Linked DNA regions of Homo sapiens: region 1 is linked to region 2. Evidence: read pairs that join two places in POLR2A ChIA-PET (ENCODE). Cell type or tissue: K562. All regions are shown on one strand.

What was found. Peaks named below come from ENCODE experiments on the same cell type or tissue, not always from the same donor. Only the 100,000 strongest peaks of a DNase experiment are listed, where the experiment ranks them.
Region 1: POLR2A ChIA-PET joins it to region 2 with 9 read pairs; 3 of 35 experiments call an interaction of 5 or more read pairs at or near these places.

What each region holds. Positions count from the first base shown.
Region 1 is chr11:83,149,960-83,153,959 of GRCh38, reverse strand. No RefSeq gene overlaps it. Among named protein-coding and RNA genes, the nearest start is that of PCF11, 5.2 kb to the left of the region's middle. In K562, no CTCF peak of the experiment used is centred here; a DNase peak (open chromatin) is centred at 2,099.
Region 2 is chr11:82,727,142-82,731,141 of GRCh38, reverse strand. FAM181B (family with sequence similarity 181 member B) reads left to right here. Exons shown (of 1, transcript NM_175885.4): 1 at 1-1,202. Among named protein-coding and RNA genes, the nearest start is that of FAM181B, 4.7 kb to the left of the region's middle. In K562, no CTCF peak of the experiment used is centred here; no DNase peak of the experiment used is centred here; H3K27me3 peaks cover 1,421 bases.

The DNA of each region.
Region 1 (4,000 bases), 420 kb before region 2:
CTGAGATCATGCTACTGCCCTCCAGCCTGGGCGACAGAGCCAGACTGCGTCTCAAAAAAAAAAAAAAGGAAATGAAAATTGAAAGCCAATCCCTTTAAAATCAAATAGTTATCGAGCACTGTCAGCAGGTAGAATTTCCCCCTTTTATATGTAAACCCAGTGTATGTAGATAATATGCAGCAATAATATTTACCTGTTATATATGCATATACATTTATTTATTCTTGCTAGAAATATGTAGTTTACTTATATAAACTTTTTTTATTTTTGGAGACAGGGTCTCACTCTGTCACCCAGGCTGGAGAGTGCAGTGGTGCGACCTCAGGTCACCGCAACCTCTGCCTCCAGAGCTCAAGGGATCCTCCTACCTCAGCCTCCTGAGTAGCTGGGACCACAGGCCTGCACCACTACACCCGGCTAGTTTTTTGTATTTCTGATAGAAGATGGGGTTTCGGCATGTTTTCCAGGCTGGTCTTGAACTCCTGGGCTGAAGCAATCCTCCCACTTTGGCCTCCCAAAGTGTTGGGATTACAGGAGTGAGCCACTGCTCCCTGCAACATTATTATTTACATGTTTTATAACCACAAAAGTAATGCATGCTTATTTTAAAGAATTCAAATACAAGTACACAAAGAAAAAATGAAAATTCCATCTCTCTGCCCTTGGCCATAAGGTAACCACTGCTCACAGTTTAATATCTATCTTTCCATGCCTTTTTCAATGAACGTACACATAAACACAATATGTAAAGCTTTTTTTTTGTTTCTTTAATTTCACCACCTTTCTGACTGGGAAGTGTAAATCTATGTTTTATTTTTACAAAAATATAATACACATGTGCATATATATCTATTTAATATTAATTACTTGCATTTATTTATTTATTTATTTATATTTTATTTATTTATTTTTTTTGAGATGGAGTCTTGCTCTGTCACCCAGGCTGGAGTGCAGTGGCACAATTTCGACTCACTGCAACCTCCGCCTTCTGGGTTCAAGCAATTCTCCTGCCTCAGCCTCCTGAGTAGCAGGGATTACAGGTGCCCACCATCATTCCCAGCTAATTTTTGTATTTTTAATAGGGAATGGGTTTCACCATGTTGGCCATGTTGGTCTCAAAGAACTCCTGACCTCAGGTGATCCATCTGCCTCAGCCTCCCAAAACACTGGGATTACAGGAATGAGCCACAGTGCCCGTCCTAACTTGCATTTTAAACTCAAGGTGTCACATTCATCCTTTCATGTGCATGGACTTCCTTTAAAGAACAGTCGAGATGCTGTATAATTCAAAGCATTTGTTTTTAAAGTCTGTGGCTTAGAAAGATAGCTACGGCAAGAATCAAGCCATTCTAATGTTGGCTCTAAACCAGGCTCTAAAATTGGCATGTAGTAGATATTCAATGAATATTTGTTGACTGATCCAGGCCCTGATTTCAATTTCACCTTGCTTGTCCATTGTTATCCTCCAACAGTATGAATAGACAAATGCAGCATTAGTTGAGAACTTAGGGTGGAGGTTGAACTTGGTATTATGGAGTTTAGAGATAGTGATTATCAGGAAAGGACCCTGGCTCACAATTCAAATGCGTGATAACCAAATTCCAAAAACCAGTTCATCATTTTAAGACTTAGAAAATATATTTTGCCAGCAATCTTTTCACTCATTTGCAGAAAAATATGATTTAGTGAACAATAGTTCTTAATTTTAAGTTTTGCTCCCATATATTTATCTTATCTATTGGCATCTCCTTCCATATATAGATGAAGAAAGCAAAAGAACAAGCAGCAAATGAATACTCACCTCCAAAACATGAATTCATAACTAATTGTACACATAATAATCTGCATTATTATATATTATTATCTGGGGTCTCTCTCTAGAAATAGAGAATAAAAAGTCTAAGCTAATAGAAAACTTCCAAAAATATTATTTCATAAATTTTATTTATAAAATGTGTAGTATCCTCTGGAATATATGTGTGTGTGTGTGTGTGTGTGTGTGTGTATTTGTATACACGTATTTAGAGAAAGAAAGAGAATAAAAGATATTCTTGGGAAAAAAGTTGCTTCTGTTCGTTCTTTCATTTGTTCATTCAGTGTGGCCCATGCTCTCAAGGAGCTCATAGTCAACTGGGTCAGATAAGAAATTAAACCAGGGTGGGGCACCGTGACTCATGCCTGTCATCCCAGCACCTTGGGAGGCCTAGGCAGGCAGATCACTTGAGGTCAGGCAAATATATAACATCTAACAGGTAAATATTATTTGCCAACATGGCAAAACCCCGTCTCTACTAAAAATACAAAAAAAATTAGCTGGGCGCGGTGGTGAACGCCTGTAATTCCAGCTACTTGGAGGCTGAGGCAGGAGAATCACTTGAACCCGAACTTAAGAGGCAGAGGTTGCAGTGAGCTGAGATCACGCCACCTGCACTCCAGCACTCCAGCCTGGGCAACAGAGCACGACTCATCTCAAAAAAAAAAAAAAAAAAGAGTTGTCTGCTTTGTGTGCCTAAGTAAAATATAATGTTGCTTAATGAAGGGTGACAGAGTGGAAGTGTCATGGGGAAAAAGCAAATGTACTGTATATCATACATTTGGTGGGGGTTGTAAGATTGTTTATTTTACACACTGCCATGGTTTGAATCTCCATTTTTTGTTGTTGCTTCTTCTTTGTCAAATATGTTATTTTGACATATGGGTTTGGTTATAAAGTTTATTCTAAAACTTATGTGAATTAGTTGTTTTTGTTTCTTTTGAGACAGAGTCTTGCTCTGTCGCCCAGGCTGGAGTACAATGGCGTGATATCAGCTCACTGCCAACTTCTGCCTCCCAGGTTCAAGCGATTCTCCTGCCTCAGGCTCCCAAGTAGCTGGGACTACAGGCGCGTGCTACGACACCCAGCTAATTTTTGTATTTTTAGTAGAGACAGGTTTCCACCATGTTGGCCAGGCTGGTCTCAAACTCCTGACCTGAAGTGATCCTCCCACCTTGGCCTCCCAAAGTGCTGGGATTACAGGCGTGAGCCACCTTGCCAGGCCTAAATATTATGTGAATTAGTTATAACTGCATTATATTCTAAAATTCATTTCCTGGCTGGGCAAGGAGACCCCATCTCTATATAAAAAAAAAAAGTTTAAAAAAGGAAAAAAAAGTAAAATTCATTTCCCAAATTGGTGGTGGTTTCTGTGAGTCAAAATAAAAGAGCTCATTCTCATCGCATAAGTGGTTTTCTGCTACTGGTTTTTGCTTGAGAGGCCTGGTTCATCTGCTTTCTCCAGAACTGTCCTGTGCCAGGAAATAACTTAAGCCAAGGCAAGCATAGAGCCTGTTATCAGACAAGAGAGTTAAACCAAAGGGATGTATACATGGATTATTACATGGAGAAACCATAATCAGAATAGTGGTTTAAAGCATGAAGTCTGATGAAATGATTGATTGTCTCTGCAGCAGCTTCTTAGCCTCATGACTCTTAGAAAGTTATTTAACTTCTGTAAGCTTCCGTTTTCCCATATTTAAAAAGAAAATAATGACAACTCTCACCTCGTAATGTTGTTATAAAGACGGAATGAGATGTCATACTCTATTGTGAGACTTTACCATTGTATATTTGACCCAGCAATCCCACTAAAGACCAATTTACTCAAACACGGGGAAATAAAATAAAAGAATGAAGAAACTGTACTACTGTAGAGCAATCTTTAAGATATATTTCGTTTCAACTATACCACAAAGCAACCATTTAAAAAAAAAATTCATTGAAAGAATAAGTAAAAAAATAAAGGCAAGATACAGAACTGTTTATATGATATTCCAGTACTGCATTAACTAAAAAAAATTCAAGGAAAAAATATATACATATAAATATGTATTTGTATGTACATGTAATATCACTGGAAGAATATAAAAAAGAGCTGGTAACAATAATTGCCTGTGGACCAGGCAACCAGAAGACAGGGCAAGAAGAAATCTTTTCAGTTAATTCTCTTTTTAGTGTTTTAAA
Region 2 (4,000 bases):
CCGAGGGAGATTTGGGGAAAAAGAAATATTTTTACCAGCCATGAATGTGGCAGAGAGGACACATGGCACCAATAGGTTGGTTAAGGGGCAGGGGAGGAAAGACTGGTGGGAAGTGAGCAGCTGGAGGGAAAAGAGGAGCCCTTGGTGCTGTAGAACTGCGGGGAGAAAGGCATGAAGAGAGCAACGCCCAGAACATCTGAGTGAGAGGCTGCCTTCTGATGATGCTGCAAAGGAGAGCTGCTTGGCTTCAAGGCACCCAGGATTGATTGCAGGAATATCTGGATGTGAGTTAGTTGAAAACCGAGTGTTACCGCAAGAGGTGTAAAAATCCAGGTTCATGTTTGCACACATCAAAAGTATTGTGATATTTTCATAAAAGAATTTCTGGAAAAAATGAGTATTAACCAATGGTAGATGCAACTTTAAATGCTATCAGTAAGTCATTTTCTTCTGAATAAAGCCTTTCTTAAGAAAGCACCACAGGAAATAGAACGAGTACTGTTAATGATGAAAAGAACTTTTGCAACTCCAGAAAGCTAATGTCTATTGGATTTCTTCCAAAGTGGTTAAAGGTGATTAATTCCATTGTGCTAACAGAATATTACTTAATAACGATTTAATTTGTCTAAACTGTTGTGAATACAATCCAGGATACACTTGCACAGTAGGAAAACATTAATAACCCTGTGACTGTTACTAAGACTATAGTGTCATTGTAATGTTTCTTAATTCTCCTCTCCTTTCTTACCTAGTGTAGTAAAACAGGTTATCTCTCTCCTACTGTTTTGCTTGCTATACGTTTAATTAATAATAATATCAACATTGTTTCCGCATCCCAGGCATTTAAGCTAACTCACTGAGCCTCTTAATATTGCCATGATGTAGGTGCTTGATACTGTTTGGATCTGTGTCCCTAGCCAAATGTCATCTCTAATTGTAATCCCCACATGTCGAGGGAGGTCCTAGTGGAAGGTGATTGGATCATGGGGGTGGTTTCCTCCATGCTGTTCTTGTGATAGTGAGGGAGTTCTCATGAGATCTGATGGTTATAAAGTGTGGCACTTCCTTGCTATCTCTCTCTCCTGCCACCATGTAAGACGTGCCTTCCTGCTGCTTCACCTTCTGCCATGATTGTAAGTTTCATGAGGCCTCCCAGCCATGTGGAACTGTGAGTCAATTAAACCTCTTTCATTTATAAATTACCCAGTCTCAGGTAGTATCTTTATAGCAGTGTGAGAACAGACTAATACAGTACTGTCATTATCCCTATTTGAAAACTGAGGCTCAGGTAAGATAAATAGCTTGTCAACAGCAAGTGGTGGATCCAAGATCCAAATATACAAGTGTCCTAATACCAAGACCTGCCTGTTACTTGCCAGGCTCTCCTGTGCTTTGTACATGTGTGTGGTTTCCAGTTCCCTGTATTATGGTACTAGCAGGTTTTTTCAACTTCAGCACTATTGACATTTTGGGTGTCATAATTCTTTGCTGTGGGAGCTATCCTGTGCATTGTAGAGTGTTTAGCAGCACCCCTGGCCTCTACCCATTCGAAGCCAGTAGCACTGCCTTAGTTGTGACAATAGAAAAATATCCCCATTACCTCATGTCTCCCTGGGAGGAAAAATTACTGCCAGTTGAGAACCACTATGCTAGAGAAATGTATATAGAAAGTGTCTGTGGGGTGTTTGGTGCTTTCATATACATTATTTCCTTTGTTCCCTACAGAGGCCTGTGCTTCGGTGTTATTATCTTCATTGTTATAGGTGACAAATAAGAAAGGCCAAGGGGAGGGGCTAAATCAACTTAGGTGCATCTCATCTCTGCTGATTTACCTGCAGTGAACGAGTAACTTAACCAAATTGAAGCATGGTTTATGCATTGGAAAAATTGGATAACGATCGATCACAAAGCGTTATTGTGATTTGGCATAGGGTATATATAAATATCCTCTAAGAGGAAGGGGGCAGTACTTAGTAGCAGACAACCAAGGCTTGGCATTATGTCAAGGTTCCAATCCATCCTGTTACTCAGGTCCCTATGTAGCCCTATTCCTCCCCACCTTGCCTTCCAGTCTGGGCACATAATGTGTCTGACCATGCCGCTTACTGTAGTACAGTAAGTACTGCCCATTAGTAATTGTTTTGCCAAGGACTGAAATTATTGTTTCCTCTGTTATATCAGTTTCTGCTGAAAGCTGTTAGAATCTTTTTTTTAAAAAAAATCTCTTGCTTAGCCACATCCCTGCCCATAGAGAATTCTTTTTTTTTTTTAAGACAGTGTCTCACTCTTGTCACCCAGGCTGGAGTGCAGTGGCGTGATCTCGGCTCACTGCAACCTCCGCCTCCCAGGTTCAAGCAATTCTCCTGCCTCAGCCTCCTGAGTAGCTGGAATTACAGGTACCCACTGCCACACCTGGCTAATTTTTGTATTTTTAGTAGAGACGGGGTTCACCATGTTGGCCTGGCTGGTCTTGAACTCCTGACTGCAAGTGATCCGCCCGCCTCAGCCTCCCAAAGTGCTGGGATTGCAGGCATGAGCCACCACGCTTGGCCAAGAATTCTTTTTAAGTGCAATGGTAGGTATTTTTCAAGACTAGAAATATGCTATAATATGCGTGTAGTTGTATGGCTTTGGACAGGCTGGTATGGCTTTGAACAGGCTGGGTATCCTAACGTGGTAATAATAATTATGCTTGCATGCCTCATAGTCATGATCCTCCATCTCAGCTGGGTGTTCCTTGGTACCTGGAATGTGTTTTAGTGTCTTCCTGTATCCTCCTCATGTCCCAAACCTTTGCGCATCTCCATTCAAGCCTCCACCCTATCCCTTCTCTCACTCCCAGGTCCTGACAAGATGGAGACCATGTGTTGTGACACCCTTCCATTTCCCACCCCACTTTTCCACACAATTTCTCTCTTCAGCAAGCAGGACCTTCTCTTGCCCTCATGGTTCAGGATCCTGCCCCTCCTGCCTCATGAGGACAAGCTGTTGCTCCATCTTCTCCTTATTGGCCATATCTTCAGCCTCATCCTTGCTCCCCACTTTTTTCTCTCATGCTAGAAATAAACGTTTAGCATGATTTTTAAAAGAAAGAACAAAGAGGAATAAGTAAGTGAAAAGCTCTCTCAGCCCTGTATCCCTCCCTAGATATTTCTCCGTCATCTTTTCGTAAGAGTCAACTCTCTGAAAAAGAAGCTACACTTTTTGCTTCTACCTCACCTGCTACATAAACCTTAACTATTTTGAGTCTTAGGGTGACCAACCATTCCAGTTTGCTTGAGACTGTTTCAGTTTTAGCGTTGAAGTTCCACATAACAAGAAATCCCTTAGTTCTAGGCAAATGCCATTTCTGCCCTACCATTTCCCAGGAATTTCTCTCGTGGAAGCTTCAATTACCAAACATGGGGTCTTCAGACTTCAGGGTTTTTTGTTGTTGTTGTTGTTGTTTTGAGACAGAGTATCGCTCTGTCGCCCAGGCTGGAGTGCAGTGGTGTGATCTCGACTCACTGCAAGCTCTGCCTCCTGGGTTCACGCCATTCTCCTGCCTCAGCCTCCCGAGTAGCTGGGACTACAGGCGCCCGCCACCACGCCCGGCTAATTTCTTTTTTTGTATTTTTAGTAGAGAGGGGGTTTCACTGTGTAAGCCAGGATGGCTATGATCTCCTGACCTTGTGATCCACCCGCCTCGGCCTGTAATCCCAAAGTGCTGGGATTACAGGCGTGAGCCACCGCCCCCGGCCAGACTTCAGTTTTTTTGACTTCTGTGCCACATTTAAACAGTTGGGCTCTGTCTCCCTAAAACTCTCCTCTTTGGGTTTTTGATATCTCATTTGCTTTTGGTTTTCCTCATAACTTCCTGGCCATGCCTTCTTCCTCACTGATGTGACCTTATACATTGGTGTGACCCAGGGTTCCCTCACTTCTGTCCTGTATTCTTTGCCCTCCATACATTCTTTCTGGGTGTTAGTGTCTTTTCCCAAGGGATTAGTTATTCTTAATG